Linked DNA regions of Homo sapiens: region 2 is linked to region 1. A link is a loop called in an ENCODE intact Hi-C map of the cell type or tissue named here. Cell type or tissue: CD14-positive monocyte. All regions are shown on one strand. Each heading gives the region's core, and the rest is flanking DNA. Links, peaks and the distances in the headings are about the cores only.

Region 1 (8,129 bases), core at 1,442-6,441:
TTTTTCCAGGATTAACTATTCTGAGATGGTCTCTTGGCTGGAGAAGATAAACATTTGGGAGCTATGGGAAAGTTCATCTGCTCCCTGTAAATGGAGTGAGATGCAGTTAAAGCCAGTATGGGTAGGACATAAAGATAAAAGTGATATGCAGAGAAGAGCAGAAATAAAATATGGTGTGACAGTTAACTTGATGTATCAGCTTGACTGGACTAAGGGACTCCCAGGTGGCCTGGTAAAACATTATCTCTGTGTGTGTCTGTGAGGATGTTTTAGTTGACTGGGAAAGCAAAGACTAGGTCCTGGTTTACAAATGGTTCTACATGATATGCAGGCACTGCCTGAAAGCGGACAGCTGCATGCCTCTCTCTAGGACATTGCCCTGGAGGACAGTGGTGAAGAAAAATTCTGCCACCTGGTTATTCACTTTGCTTGGGTGTAGAAATGGCCAGATGTGAGATTATATACCTGTTCATGGAAAGTAGCCCATGGTTTGGCTGGATAGTCAGGGACTTGAAAGAAATGTGGTTGGAAAATTGGTGACAAAGAAACTGGGGGGAGGGGTATGTGGATAGACCTCTCTAAATGGGCAACGAATCATTTCTGTCCCTTGTGAATGCTCATCAAAGGGTGACCTCCACAGAGGAGGAATTTAATAATCAAGTGGATAGGATGACCTTTTCTGTAAATACCAGTCAAACTCTTTCTTCAGCCACCCTTGTGATCACCCAATGGGCTAGAAACAAAGTGGCTGTGGTGGCAGGGATGAAGGTTATGCATGGACTCAGCAACATGGACTTCCAGTTACTAAGGCTGATTTGGCTACAGCCACAACTGAATGGCTGACATGCCAGCAGCAGAGACCAACACTAAGCCCCTGATACAGCACTGTTCCCCTCAGTTGATCAGCTAGTTACCTGGTAGCAGGTCGATTACATTGGACTGCTTCTTAATGGAGGGGACAGCATTTTTTCCTTACTGGAAGAGACACATACTCTGGATATGTATTTGCCTTCCCTGCATGCAACTTCTGCCAAAAACACTGTTCATGGATTAACAGAATGCCTTGCCCACTGTCATGGTATCCACACAGCATGGTTTCTGATAAAAAAAAAACTCACTTCACAGACAATAAAATGTGGCAATGGGTCCATGTTCATAGAATTCACTGGTCTTACCATGTTCCCCACCATCTTGAAAGGCTGTTTGAAGACTCAGTTACAGTGCCAACTAGACGGCAATATCTTGCAGGGCTGGAGCAAGGTTCTCCAGAAAGCTGCATATGCTCTGAATCAGGTTTCATGGGCCCAAGAATCAAAGGGTGGAAATGGAAATGGTATCACTCACCATTACCCTTAGTGGTCCCCTAGCAAAATTAAAGCCTAAAAGTCTTAGTTCCAGAGGCAAAAATGCTCCCACAAGGAGACACAATTATGATTCCATTAAACAAGAACTTAAGACTCACCCCTGGTCACTTTGGTTTCCTCATGCTCTGAGTCAATAGGCCAGGAAGTGTTACAGTGTTGGGTGAGGCGATTGATCTGGATTATGAAGAAAAAAATGAATTACTACTTCACAATAGATGTAAGAGCTGGGCGCAGTGGCTCAAGCCTGTAATCCCAGCACTTTGGGAGGCCTAGGCAGGCAGATCACAAGGTCAGGAGATCAAGACCATCCTGCCTAACACGGTGAAACCCTGTCTCTACTAAAAATACAAAAAATTAGCCAGGCGTGGTGGCAAGCACCTGTAGTCCCAGCTACTCAGGAGGCTAAGGCAGGAGAATGGTGTGAACCTGGGAGGCGGAACTTGCAGTGAGCAGAGATCATGCCACTGCACTCCAGCCTGGGTGACAAAGCAAGACTCCATCTCAAAAAAATAAAAAGTAAATGAATAAAAATAAAAAAAAACACACACACAATGGAGGTAAGAAAGAGTATATCTGGAATACAGAAAGTCCCCCAGGGCATCTCTTAGTATTATAATGTCTTGTGATTAAGGTAAAAACTACAACTCAATGGAGGCAAGACTACAGAATGGCCCAGACCCTTTAGCAATAAACATTTAGGTCGCTCCTTCAGGTAAAGAACCATGACCAGCTGAAGTTCTTGCTGAAGGCAAAAGGAATATAGAATAGGTAATGGAAAAGGGTAGTTAGAAATGCCAGCTATGACCATGTGACTAGTTATAGAACTGAGGACTGCAATTCCTGTGATTGTCATGAGTAGTTTCTCTTCATTTTGTTATAAATACCTCTGTGTGTTTGTGTATGTGTGTGCACTTGTGTGTGTATGAAAACAAATATCTGTTTTCTTTCCTCTTTTATTTTTTTATTATGTAACATAAGAGGTATTGACTTTAGATCATAGTATTTAAATATTGTTAATTGTACATCATACTATTTAAGTTATGGGCTATCAGGAGAAGAGTAAACATTACTTAAGGATTTGACCTCCTCTTCTGGGGAAGGGATTAGTGCATTTTTGGTTGCACATAGGATAGCTGTATTGTATTAGGTGGAATTATGACCTTATTATTGTCTTTATTTAGAAATTAAATATGGTGTAAGGGTATGCCTATGGATGCCAAGTTGACAAGGGATGAATTTGTTATGGCTAATTTTGTGTCAACTTGACTGGACAAAGGGATGCCCAGGTAGCTGGTAAAACATTTCTGGGTGTGTCTTTGAAGGTGTTTCTGGAAGAGATTAGTACTTGAATGAGTAGACTGGATAAAGATCTGCCCTTACCAATGAAGGTGGGCATCATGCAATCACCTGAAGGCCTGAATAGAACAAAAAGGAGGAGGAAGGATGAATTTGCTCTCTCTCTTCTTGAGTTAGGACATCCATCTTCTCTTGCCCTCAGACATCAGAGCTCCTGGTTCTTGCCTTTGGATTCCAGGACTTACACCAGCACCCACTATCCTTACCCCAGTTCTTAGACCCTTTGCCTTGGACTAAGAGTTATACTATCAGCTCCCTGGTTCTTAGGTCTTTGGACTTGGACTGAATTATACCACTGGCTTTTCTGGTCCTCCATATTAGAACTTCTTAGCCTTCATAATTTTGTAAGCCAATTTCTACCCTATCTATCTATCATCTGTCTATCTATCTATCTATCTATCTATCTATCTATCTATCTATCTATCTAATCTCCTACTGATTCTGTTTCTCTGGATAATCTTGACTAATACATACAGGAAGAAACTCCATTGAACTGTTTCTGATGCATAAGGCCCATGTACATTTTTGTCCTTGGATTATGCAAGAATTATTGTACCTTTATGACAGATCGTTTTTTCCACTCATTTAGCTTAAGTTGGTTTCTATTAATTGTAATCAGAATCTTAACCAGTATAGTGATTGATTGAAAGTGAGGGATAAAGAAGAGGAAGAACCTTCTTAGACATATTGAGGAAGATGGTGATGTTTTTATGGTGGGGAATATGCAAGGAGGAATTGGAGAAAATTTAGTGTGGATGAGATAATGTGTTTAGGTTTATAAAGGTATAGTTTCAGATGTTTGCAGAATATCCAAGTGGGCTTTACCAGTATGCAGCTGGAACTCAGGAGGAGTTGCATGAGATGGGATGAATATTTAAAAGTCAACAGCCTTCTGGGTGAAGTCACTGACAAGGATAAAATCGCTATAGAGAGTGGGTAAAGTGAAAATGGGGCAAATGACTGAGACGTGGGGATCACCAACATTTGAAGACAGGCAAAGGAAGGAAATCCTGTAAAGGAGCAACCAGGGACAAATGACATTAACTGGAAGAAAATAATAGGTCCACAGAAACAGACAGTGAGAGATTAAGAATAAAGGAGTGGTCAACAATGTTAGAGGCTCCAAGAAGTCAAATACTAAGAGGATTGAACATTGCTAATTGGATTTTGCTGGTAGATAATTTTTGACAACATAAACAAGATCATTTTCTGTGACATCTGGGGGCATAATCCAGATATCAATGATTAAAGAACAAATGGGAAGTATAATTACTAGATAAGGAGAAATGGAAGATGAGACAAAAAAATTACACTACTCTTTGTAGAAACTTGGTTGTAGGAAAAAAAAAAAGAATTGTGGAGTGGTAGAGAGCAGGTAACCTCAGGGGTAAGGGAGAAAAAAGGCATATGCCTGGAAAGCCAGGTATTAATGTTTGGTCAGGGCATCCTCTTCCCAGCAGAGTGCTGGAGACACACAGTGTGATCCATGTCCTTGTGCAACAAAATGAGCTGGACAAATCTAATTACTTTTCTTGGTAATTTGATCTAGAACTTAGGAAAAAAACGTACCATTTTCCAGTGAAGAAGAAGTGAAATGATGCCATGGAATTGTTGATAGGCTGGAAAAATAAAGCTGATGTGAGGGGAAAGCAAGGGCTGTCATATGAATAGGAGAGAGAGAGAGGAAGAGACCACGTAGCTTTTCGAAAGAAAAAGTTTAAAACAGTCAACGCTCGGGGCTGCTTTAGTTTCTGACATAATTTCAGTTCCTGTTTCAGGCCTTGTAAATCCTTTTAACAAACCACCCTTTTTCCTTGATTTAGTATAAATGGGTCATTTTTCTTTCAATAAAATGAGCTACTTAACTATTTTTAATTCTATAACTTGTCTTTTTAAGACATTTAAAACAATCTGTTATTTTCTAGGCTATATCACCTCTGGGGAGGCAATTGTGTGCTGTCGTTAGGAGAATGGGCTTAGATGTAGACAGGCTTGTTTAAATCTTGACTCTGCTATTTATATTTTGTGTGAGCTTGAGCAATTTGTGTGCCTTCTCTGGGGATAGGTGTTCTTATGTGTCAAGGGAGGATAATTAATTCTACTGTACAGAGTAGTTTAAGGATTAAAGTAAAATAATACACAGAAAAAACTTAGTTCAGTGTTTGGCACATAGAAAGAGCTCAATAGGGCCGGGTGCGGTGGCTCACCCCTGTAATCCCAGCACTTTGGGAGGCCGAGGCAGGTGGATCACCAGGTCAGGAAATTGAGACCATCTTGGCTAACACGGTGAAATCCCGTCTCTACTAAAAATACAAAAAAACAAAATTAGCCAGGCGTGGTGGCGGGCACCTGTAGTCCCAGCTACTTGGGAGGCTGAGGCAGGAGAATGGCATGAATCCAGGAGGCGGAGCTTGCAGTGAGCCGAGATCACACCACTGCACTCCAGCCTGGGCAACAGAGCGAGACTCTGTCTCAAAAAAAAAAAAAAAATGCTTGATAGATGCTGATTTTCAAAATATTTTTATCAGTTTACAACTAGCTATTTTAGGTAGCTTTTTCTCTGTTTATCTTAAATTTGTTTCTTTTTTAGCTTCAATGAGTTCCTTCTAGCAACCAAGTATATAATTAGTTTCTTCACGCTCTATGAATTTGCATCTTGTATGTTTGCATGGTGCTTGAAAAGATAAATGTTGAAAAGCTTGAATCTCTATGACTTGTTCTATTAATAGTTGCCTTTTATTATATTGTCTCTAGAAATACAGAATTGGAGGTTATATTTTACTTAAACTACAAAAATAATGATGAAACATTTGGATGTATTTTATATAAAGAAAATATGGAATTATTCATTCATTCATGAATTTTTTTCACTGCACATATATTTATTAAGGTTTTTCTATGTACAAAGCACAGGTAGGCACCAAAGATGATGTGAAGATTTCTAAGATATTGTGACTTCCTCAAGAAGCTACATCTGCTAGGATAGACAGACTGATTCAAATCAGAACTATGGAGTTGAAAATATTTTAAATAAAGAAAATTAATCCCTAATCTCTCATTTACAAATGGGGAAGCTGAGACACAGTGAGGTTAAGGGAATGCAGGAATTGGAATCTGGATTGCTCAAATCCTTGCCCAGTTCTTTTCCCACTAGCTCATCCAATACTGTAAAGAAAGAAGCAAGTGCGATGATAAGCAGAGGACTATAGTAAAGAAATATAACAAACTCTAGCTAAATGGGAGAAAGAGGAGGCATTTTAGTCTTTGTGTGATAAAAGAGTAGCAGGTGAGGATGCAATATGAGCAAGAACACAGAAGGGTGGCAGAGAGTGTATGTAGTCCCATGGCCTGGTGAAGATGACATGTGGAGATATGAAATGGGAACCAACACTGGGCAACAGGAGGCCAAATCCCAAGCTGCTAGAAGGCTAGCCCAAGGAATCTCTGCTTTCCTATTCAGGAACTTTTAAGTTATTTTAGAAGTTTATGGCTTGATCGGACCTGTTTCAAAGAAAGTAACTCTGGTGGTGTGATGAAAGATGAGTGGGAGAGACAGAGCAAGACCACCTAAGAAGCTATGGAGATAGGCTAGGAGGATCATGGTCTACAGAGCAGAAGCAATGGAGAGGAGGAGAGCTCTGCCAGAGGAGCAGGAGTAAGAAAACATGGATCTCGAGCAACAGGTATGGTTCTGAGAATAATGGTCTGAATCATAACTAAAACAAATGCTTCAATATTGTAGCTTTTTAAAATCGACAAATGGATAAAATTATTTTCACTAAAATAATCAAATGCATTTTGAAGTTTTGATGCTTTTAATAACATAACAAGATGTTTTTTTAAAAATCATTCAATGAGGACAAGAAACCAGCCTTCAAAACTAGTTCATATCTTCCTCCTTGGTACCTTTTTGCCTTCCACAATCACTAAAGCAGAATTGACGGCTCTCCTTTGTACCACTACGGTACTGGATATATATTGTTATTATACTAAGTATTTGTGTAAATATCTGTTTTTCTAATGTACTCTAATCTTCTTGAGAATAGGAACATACTTTTATTTTGTTTCTCTGGTGACTAGCTTAGTTCCTTATCTGTGTATATTATCACAGCCTTCTATGTACACATTTCTCCATCTTTTTTATAAGGATGGCAAAATTGTTTGATAAAATCCGTATGTGCTAGGTCTATGAAATCTCTTTCGTGTGTCAGCAAACACAGATGCCCAAACAGGAAGTGTGTGGGGTCCTAAAAGAACATGTTATTAGTGAACCCACTCTGATCCTAAAATATCACCACTTCCTTTTCTGTGTTAAGAATCTTTTAAACGTTCTATTTTGGATTATTTTTGTTACTGAGACCAAACACTTTGGCCTCTAGTGTTTAGAGTTGTGAAACAGCTCATATTTATTGACAGCTTACTGTGTGCCACGTACTCTCCTAAGTAATCCTCATGACTTCTTGAAATATATCCTTTTATTATCCCATTTTATAGATGAAGAAGCTGAAGAACAGGGATGTTCAATAACTTGATTAAAATCACAAAACCAGTAAGGAATAAAGCCAGAAGTTTTTCTCAGCAGTCTAAGTCCAGGGCGTATTCTCTCAACCAATCCACAACATTTTCTTTCATTGTATTCTACACTGTAAAGTTGAAAATATAAATAACATTTATCAATTTTTAGTTTTCTGGAATTTTTCTAATTCTATACTGTCTCCAAAATTTGCCATGAATTATAAAATAATTTACCAAGATAAATAGAGCTAAACCCATTCAAAAATCACAGGAAGTCCAGTATATTCATATCTCTTATCTGAATTGCCCTTTCTAGTCTGCACAGCATTTCATTGACTCAGATGTTTCAGTCTTTCTGTGAATCTTCCTATAGATCCCCAGGCAGATGTGGATATTTTTAAAGTTCTATTCCCCCTGGGTTTTGTATTCACCTCTGTTACTATAATTATTTCAGTATATTTCTTATATATTTTATCATTATTTGCATGTCTATCTTTTTTTTTTTTTTTTTTTTTTTGAGATGAAGTCTTGCTCTTATTCCCCAGGCTGGAGTGCAATGGTGCGATCTCGGCTCACTGCAACCTCTGCCTCCCAGGTTCGAGTGATTCTCCTGCCTCAGCCTCCCAAGTACCTGGGATTACAGGCACCTGCCACCACGCTAGGCTAATTTTTGTATTTTTATTAGAGACGGGGTTTCACCATGTTGCCCAGGCTGGTCTCTAACTCCTTACCTCAGGTGATCCGCCCGCCTCAGCCTCCCAAAGTGCTAGGATTACAGGTGTGAGCCACTGCACCTGGCTGCATGTCTATCTTCTTACTGGACTACCAACCTCTTGACAGAAGAGATTATATCTTCTCATCATAATAGAGGTACCCAGTAAATATTACCAATAG
Region 2 (8,129 bases), core at 1,719-6,718, 84 kb before region 1:
CTACTGGGAAAATTTCTATTCCCAGGGCACTGGTGTTATTTGATTTGACTCAGAGCTTAGCTCAATAACAACAACAAAAAGGCTCTATTCCCAAGGTGTTGCCTAAAACAATAGTAATTCTCTGGTAACACCACCACTGCTGTGCTAAATCTGTGATTTCAGTAGAGAAAAACAACAGCATGGCCAAAAATTTGAAGGAACATCCTGGAGATCTACACAAACATAGGGAGCTTCAAAGAACTCTGACATATTTCTGAAGAACTAGAAAACAGTGTGTGTGTATGTGTGTGTGTGTGTATGTCTGTGTGTCTGTGTCTTTGTGTCTGTGTGCATGGTTGCACCTGAGAAAGGAGAAGGCTCCAGTCACTCCCTTTCATGCCCAGCTGACATTGAGGTCCTCCACAAGCAGGAGGTAAAATCTAAGGCTGTTTTGCAAATTGCCTGAAGTTTGAAGGAATGCCTTCATATACAGAGCCCTTTGGCAAAGGGTGGAAAACATATAAGCAAAGCATTTAAAGAAACCTTCGGCAGATCATTGGCTGGCTAATAAAGTATACTGTCCCAAGGATAATCCCTAGGGCATATAGGCTTAAAATTAAAACAAATGAAACCAACCCTATAGTCTCATAGACTGTTCTTTTTGATAAACATAGAAATTGACCCTTCTGGTCTTAAAGCTTGAAATTTAAATTTGTTTTATCTGAGTTCCTTTCTCAGGAAAATGCCTTCAGGCCTTTAAAAAAGTATGAAAGAACTGAAACTCACCAGGTCACTGCACCAGATGCAGGACCCCTCATTCATCATGATTGCTTCCTTTCCCCTCCCTAGTTTCTGTTTTTTTACACATTGTTACATTTCTTCCCTGCTATATAAACCCTTTTTTTTAGTCAGTTAGGGAGACAGATTTGAGACTGAGCTCACATCTCAGCTGCAGCACCTGATTAAATCCTTCTTCCTTGGTGATATTTGTTGTTGTGGTGGTTGGCTTTCTGTGTGGTGAGATGCAGGACATAGACCAAACCCCCAGTGTTTTGGTCACACAATAACTTAAAACAAAACCTAGAAGATAACTCAGTAACCACAGATACTGTCGAATTAGTTCAGAATTAGTTTCCTCTTTGCTGCTTGCCTAACAAGCAGTGAAAACAACAATAACAAAAAAAGAAAAAAGAAAAGAAAGAAAATAGCAACAACAACAAACTTTGGGGGTGGTGATGGATGATCTGATAGTATGGTTGTTACACTATATTAACTAAAATATCCAGATTCAGCAAAAATTATAAGACATAAAGAGAATAATGAAAATATGACACATACATAAGAAAAAGGTAGCTAAGAGTTAAATGTCCTTAAGGGGTAACTGATACTGGTCCCCAAGGGGTAACTGATAATTTAAAGACAAAGACTTTAAATTATCGATTATAAATATGTTCAAATAACTAGAAAGTTAAAAGAAATTATGATAATAATGTCTCATCAATTAGAGAATATCAATAAGGAGATAGAAATCACTTTTAAAAGCCCAGTAGACATTTTGGAGTTGAAAAGTGTAATAATTGAAATTTAAAAATTCACTAGAGGAGCTTAAAAGCAGATCTGAGCTTGCAGAAGAACTGGTGAACTTGAAGACAGATTAGTCGAAATTATCCTGTTCTAGCAACAGAAAGAAAAAAGAATGAAGAAAAACTAATAACATCTCAGGGACCTGTGGATACAATTAAGTATATGAACATAGACAAAATGAGAGTTCCAGAAGAGAAAAGAGAAAACAGTAGAAAGGATACTTGAAGAAATAATGGCCAAAACTTCCCATATTTGATGAAAGCATCAATTTACATATCCAAGAATCTCAGTGAACTGTAAGTAAGATAAACTGAAAGAGATCCACACCAAGATACATCATAATCAAACTCTAAAAGGACAAAGACCAAGAGAGAATCTTGAAAGCAGCAAGAGAAGTCACTCATCACATACAAAGGCTTCTTATCAGAAATGAAGGAAGTCATAAGGCAGTGGGTAACATATTCAAAATGCTGAAGGAAAAAAAACTAACAAACAAGAATTCTATATCCAGAAAAACTATTCTTCACAAATGAGGGGAAATGACATTCCCAGATTTAAAAAATAACAACAATCAACACAAAACCCTGAGATAACTGTTAATAGCAGAGCTGTCCAAAGACATACTAAAGGAGGTGCTATAGGCTAAAATGCAAGGACATTAGATGATAACTAAAGTTTTACATGAAGAAACAAAGGGCACTGGAAAAGGTAAGTACATAGATTAAATATAAAACATTTTTGTTTCTAATTCCTTTCTTCTGACTTAAAAGGCAACTCCATAAGCAGTACACATAAAATTGAGTTGATATATTTGTAAAGTATAAATATATAATTTGCATGCAAATAATAGCACAAAGAAGAGGTGGAGGGAACAGGTATTTTGGAGCAAAGATTTTGTATACTGTCAAAATAAAGTTAGTATTAATTTGAACTAGATTTTTTAAGTGAAAATGGTAATTTTAGTCCCCAGGGCAACCACTATTAAAGTAACTTTAAACACATAGTAACAGAAACAATAAAAGAATCAAAAGGTACAATAGAAAATATGTATTTAACACAAAAGAAGGTAGTAACAGAGAAACAGAGGAACAAAAAGACATAACATACGAAAAATAAACAGCAAAATAGCAGACATAAATACTACTTACCAGTAGTGACAGTAAATGTAAACACTCCAATCAAAAGTATAAGTTGGCAAAATATATAAGAAAACATCTAATTATAGGCTGTCTAAAAAACATGCTTTGGATTCAAAGATATGATTAGGTTGAAAGTAAAAAGATAGAAATGATATACCAAAAAACAGTAACCAAAAGATAGCTGGGATGGCTATACTAGTATCAGACAAATAAGATTTTTAAAATAAAAACTATTACTAAATAAAATGAAGGACATTTAAAAAAATAAATGAAATGGTTAATCCACCAGAAATACATATTAATTATAAATATGTATGTACCTGAAAACAGAGTCCCAAAATGAAATAAGCAAAAATTCGTAGAGTTGAAGGGAAAAATAGAAAATTAAACAATAATAGTTGCGGACTTTTCAATCCCAAAAGGTCAAGAAAGAATTGGAAGACTTAAACTGCAATCAACTAGGCCTAGCTGACATCTATAAAATATTTCACCTCAACAAAGTAAAGGGTTAAATATACATTTTTCTCAAAACCACATAAAACTTTGCCATGATAGAGCGCATATTAGACAGGCCATAAAACAAGCTTTAGTAAATTTCAGTGTATTGAAATCATACAAATTACTTTCTCTGATCTAAAATTACATTAGAGATCAATAATTAGAAGAAAATTTAGGAAATCCACAGATATACAGAAATTAAATATACTCAAATAATCAATGTGTTGAAGAAATCCTAAGGGAAATTAGAAAATGCATTAAGATGAATGAAAATGAAAACGCAACACACTGAACTTACAGAAAATGGTTGTAGCAGTTTTTACAGGGAGATATATAGCTGTAAATGCCTATATTTAAAAAGAAGAAAAATCTTAAGTCAATAATCAGGTTTTCCACTTTAAGAAACTAGGAAAAGAAGAAAAAAACTAAACTTCAAAGAGGCAGAATTAAGGAATAATAAATATCAGAGGAGAAAGAGACAAGATAAAGAATAGAAAAACAGCACAGACAATCAAAGAAGCCAAAAGTTGGTTATTTGAAAAAAAATAAACAAAATTAGCAAACTTTTAGCTACACTGACCAAGAAAAAAAGAAAGACGATTTAAGTGACTGAACTACTCTGAGGAATAAAGAGGTGAGAAAACTCACTAGTGAAACTTATAGAAGGATTGAAAGGGGAAACTATAAAAAACTGTATAACAACACGTTTTATAACTTAGGTAAAATGGACAAACTCCTAGAAGGACACAAACTGCCAAAATAGACTCAAGCAGAAATAGAAAATCTGAATATGCCTATAACAAATAAATAGGTTGAATTAGTAATTTTAAAACTTTTAATAAAAGACCAAGTTCAGGTTTCACTGGTGAATTCTACCAAACATAAAAAAAATTACTACCAATCCTTCACAAACTATTCTAAAAAATAACACTATCAAAAAAGTGAAGGCAAGGAAACGCTTCTCAATTTATTCTATAAAGCTAGTACTACCATTACATAATCAGACAAAGGCATCTTAAAACTATAGGCCAATATGCCTTATGAATGTAAATGTAAAAATCTTCACAAATTACTAGCAAAAATGAATCTAGTGACATGTAAGAAGGATTATACAACATGACCAACAGGGATTTATCCCAGAAATGCAGTCATTTCAACATATGAAAGTCAACACATGTAATACACATTAATAAAGAACAAAAACCCAGGTGATTATTTCAACTGAGACAGAAAAACATTTGAGAAAATCCAGCACTCTTTTAATATAAAAGCACTCAACATATTAGGAGTGGAAGGAAAGTTCCTCAACTTGATAAAAGGCATCTACTAAAATCCCACAGTTAAATTCATACTTAATGTTAAAGACATTCCCCCTAAGATCAGATAAAAGGCTTTCTCACCAATTCTATGCAACATTATGTTAGAGACCTAACCAGGGCATTTAAGCCAAAAAAGTAAATTAAAAGCAATCAGATTTGAAAAGAAGTACAACTATCTCTACTGAAAGATGCCATGATCTTGTACATAGAAAATCCTAAACAATACATTAGAACTAGAAATCCTATTAGAATAGCCTATTAGAAGCCTAACAGAATAAATGAGTTCAGCAAGGTTGCAGAATATAATATCAATATATGAAAATCATATGCATTTCTTTATATTAGTAATCAGCAATCTAAAAATGAAATTAAGAAAACAATTTTATTTATACTAGCATCTAAAAGAATAAAATACTTAGGAATACATTTAACAAAAGAAGTACAAGCCTTATACTTTAAAAACTATAAAATATTATTTAAAAAATTAAAGATTTAGATAAATGGAAAGACATCCTATATTCACGCATTGGAATAGTTGATATCGTTAGGACAGCAATACTCCCATATTGATCTATAGATTCATTGCAATCCCTATTGATATGGAAGTGGGGCAGGGAAGTGGTGGGTAGAGAAGGGCGGGTCCCTGGTGAGGGCTCCGCACTCGGGCCTGTGCCCATGGACCTAGGTGAGGACAGGCACTCCTGTTTTTATGCCCAAGTGTTGCATTTTCCAAGACCACCCTGGCCCGCCATACCCCCCATCCTGTGCCTATAAAAACTCTGAGACACAGGCAAGCACAGGCACAAGCAGCTGGACATCAAGAGGAATGCACCAGCAGAAGTGCACACATGGAGCTGGACCTTGAGAGGAACACACTGGCGGAAGAGCACACCAACAGGCACTGGCAGACATTGGCAGGCCATTGACCAGTGGAATGATGTGGAGTTTGGCGGGGTGGTTGGAGGACAGCCTGGCTGCTGGGTGGCCCAAGTCTAGGGGAAAATCACCACCTTCCCATGCCATCCCCCTTCTGACTTCCCCATCCAGCTTGCTGAGAGCTATCACCACTCAATAAAAAACCTTGCACTCATTCTCCAAACCCACATGTAACCCAATTCTTCCAGTACACCAAGGCAAGAACCCCGATACAGAAAGCCCTCTGTCCTTGTGATAGGGTATATGGTCTAATTGAGCTGATAACACAAGCCACCTATAGATGGCAAAACTAAAAGAGCACACTGTAACACATGCCCTCTGGAGCTTCAGCTTTAAATATTCACCCCTAGACACTGCTGTTGGGTTGGAGCCCCACAACCCACCTGTCTGCATCCTCCCCTTAGGGGTTTGAGCAGTGAGGAACCAAAGAAGTGAGCCACTCCCCCTGTTGCACACCCTGTGAGGCGGATAAGGGAACTTTTCCCATTTCAACTGGGGGCTTGTCCAGGATCCCAGAAGGTGACTGAAAATGTCAAACTGTCAGATATGCCTCTTCCAAAACCCTGCCACCTCTCTCTCTCAAGTGTCCATCAACTGATGAATAAATAAACAAACATGGTGTTAAATATAATTTTGTAGGAGGCCGTGGACTTGAACTGAACTCCCACACTAAGCCTAAGAGAACAAACCAATATGAGTTTAAGTACAGTAGCTGAGCTTTAGTTAATTGCAGAAGACTCCATAACCAATTAAAGTGTGTATGTACCACATTTCTGTTTCCTATACATGCTGTCAGATCATATTACTGGTTGGAGTTCTCTGAGTCTGCTCTACCAGAGGACTGCCATATTCTCGAATTGTTTCTGTTTTGTTTTGCTTTGTTCTGTTTTGGTTATAATTGCTCAAATAAATGCTGTTGAATTTAATTAGTTTAAGATTTTTCCTTTTGACAGAGGTATGTTCATAAAATGTAATATAATTCATCCATAAAAAAGTTTGATAAGTGTTGTAATTCAAGGATGAACCTGAATACATGCTAAGTGAAAGAAACCAACCATAAAAGGCCATATAGTATATGATGCCATTTATCTAAAATGTCCAGAATAGGCAAATCCACAGTGACAGAAAGTACATTAGTGATTTCCAGGGGCTGCAGGGAAGGGGAGTGATTGCCAATGGGTATGGAGTTTCTGCTTGGTGGGATGAAAATGTTCCAAATTGAAATTTTGGTGATGGTTATACCATTCTGAAAACTACTGAACTATATACTTTAAATGAGTGAATTTTATGGTATTTGAATTATATATCAATAAAGTTGTTAAAAAGAGGAGGGAGGAATACCATAGAAAATGTGAAAGGTTAGTGGGTAGAATGCATAGCATATTAGGTTCCCTAAACAGTGCTTATCACTGGCTCTGCTAACTAGCTGCTTTTGGAGAATCGATAATGTGCTAGCATGTAGTGTGTCCCCTGGCTAATATCTATTTATTCAGATCTCTACATTTCTAAGCACTAATTTTAAACTATTAAGCTAAATCATATGGGTTATAAGTGATATTTCACACATGTCAAAGAGTTTTACACATGTCATTTTATTTGGACAGAAAGACAAACACTGCTAATGTCTCATGTAATTTTTAATTTTCTTTTCCTCACAGTATTTTATAAGAATTAAACAAGAAGCTCAAACTATTTAGGAAGTCTTTAAACAGCATTTCCCCCTCAATGTGTGCCAAGGAACATCAGTTTTGCTAAATGTTTTGGGTGGGAAAAAAAACACAAAAAAGGAGTTCCATAGTCAAAACTGTTTAGGAAGCTCTGTACAGGATTTTTTTTTCCCTTGGAAATTCTTAAGGAACATGAGACTATTAAAGGCTCTTAAAAGTTTCATTCACTCAACAAATATTTATTCAGTGCCTCCTAAGTGTAAGGCACTATTCTGGGCCTTGGAGACACAGTAGAAAACAAGATAGACAAAATTCTTGACGTGATGGAACTTAAGTTTGAATGTTGCACAAAGAAATCTGTTTTAACTATTTCACAACTTATATGATGACAAAACAACAATTTCAAGAAATAGTCATTACCATTCTGCATAATATGCTTTGTGAAATATGGGTCTACATTTATCTATATCAGTCCCTTAATGGGAATGCTAAAAGACGGAGAAAGCAGCATAAGCAAGTATCCCGAATCATATACAAACTGTATTTCTAGTCATTGGTGTTGCTCAAAAGACAATGGGAATTTAGCCCTTATCATTAAAAACAGGATATGATGGCCTGATTAAAAGTGAAGATGGGAAAGAAAGCACAGGAGAGAAGCAGTCAAAACATATTTTAGGTGACACGTTTTTGGATCTTTATAATTATGAATTCATTGACAAAAGCCAAATACAATTAGTTAGGGTACTATAAAGAAACAGGGACCAAAGTACTAAATTTAGTTACCATATGAGATATCTGGATGGAAGGAATTGTAAATTCCCACTTTTAACTAATGGGGAATTATAAAGTAATTACAAATCCCCTCTTTAAAATGTATTAGCAAACTACTAGGAGGTCAGGCACAACAATAGGTTGGGCAAGATAAAATTAATGTCAGAGAAAATTTTAAAATAAACAAATTATCCTTAAAGGTCATGATTTTCTCATCAATCTCTAATTTAAAACCC

What was found. Hi-C counts contacts between places; a loop is a spot of excess contacts. Peaks named below come from ENCODE experiments on the same cell type or tissue, not always from the same donor. Only the 100,000 strongest peaks of a DNase experiment are listed, where the experiment ranks them.
Region 2: a loop joins it to region 1, with 1.8 times the contacts of the local background. A loop is called at or near these places in 4 of 110 quality-filtered maps.

Annotation. Positions count from the first base shown.
Region 1 is chr1:173,016,907-173,025,035 of GRCh38, reverse strand. No RefSeq gene overlaps it. Among named protein-coding and RNA genes, the nearest start is that of TNFSF18, 30 kb to the left of the region's middle. In CD14-positive monocyte, for the core only: no CTCF peak of the experiment used is centred there; a DNase peak (open chromatin) is centred at 4,455; H3K4me3 peaks cover 935 bases; H3K27ac peaks cover 1,521 bases.
Region 2 is chr1:173,101,031-173,109,159 of GRCh38, reverse strand. No RefSeq gene overlaps it. Among named protein-coding and RNA genes, the nearest start is that of TNFSF18, 54 kb to the right of the region's middle. In CD14-positive monocyte, for the core only: no CTCF peak of the experiment used is centred there; no DNase peak of the experiment used is centred there.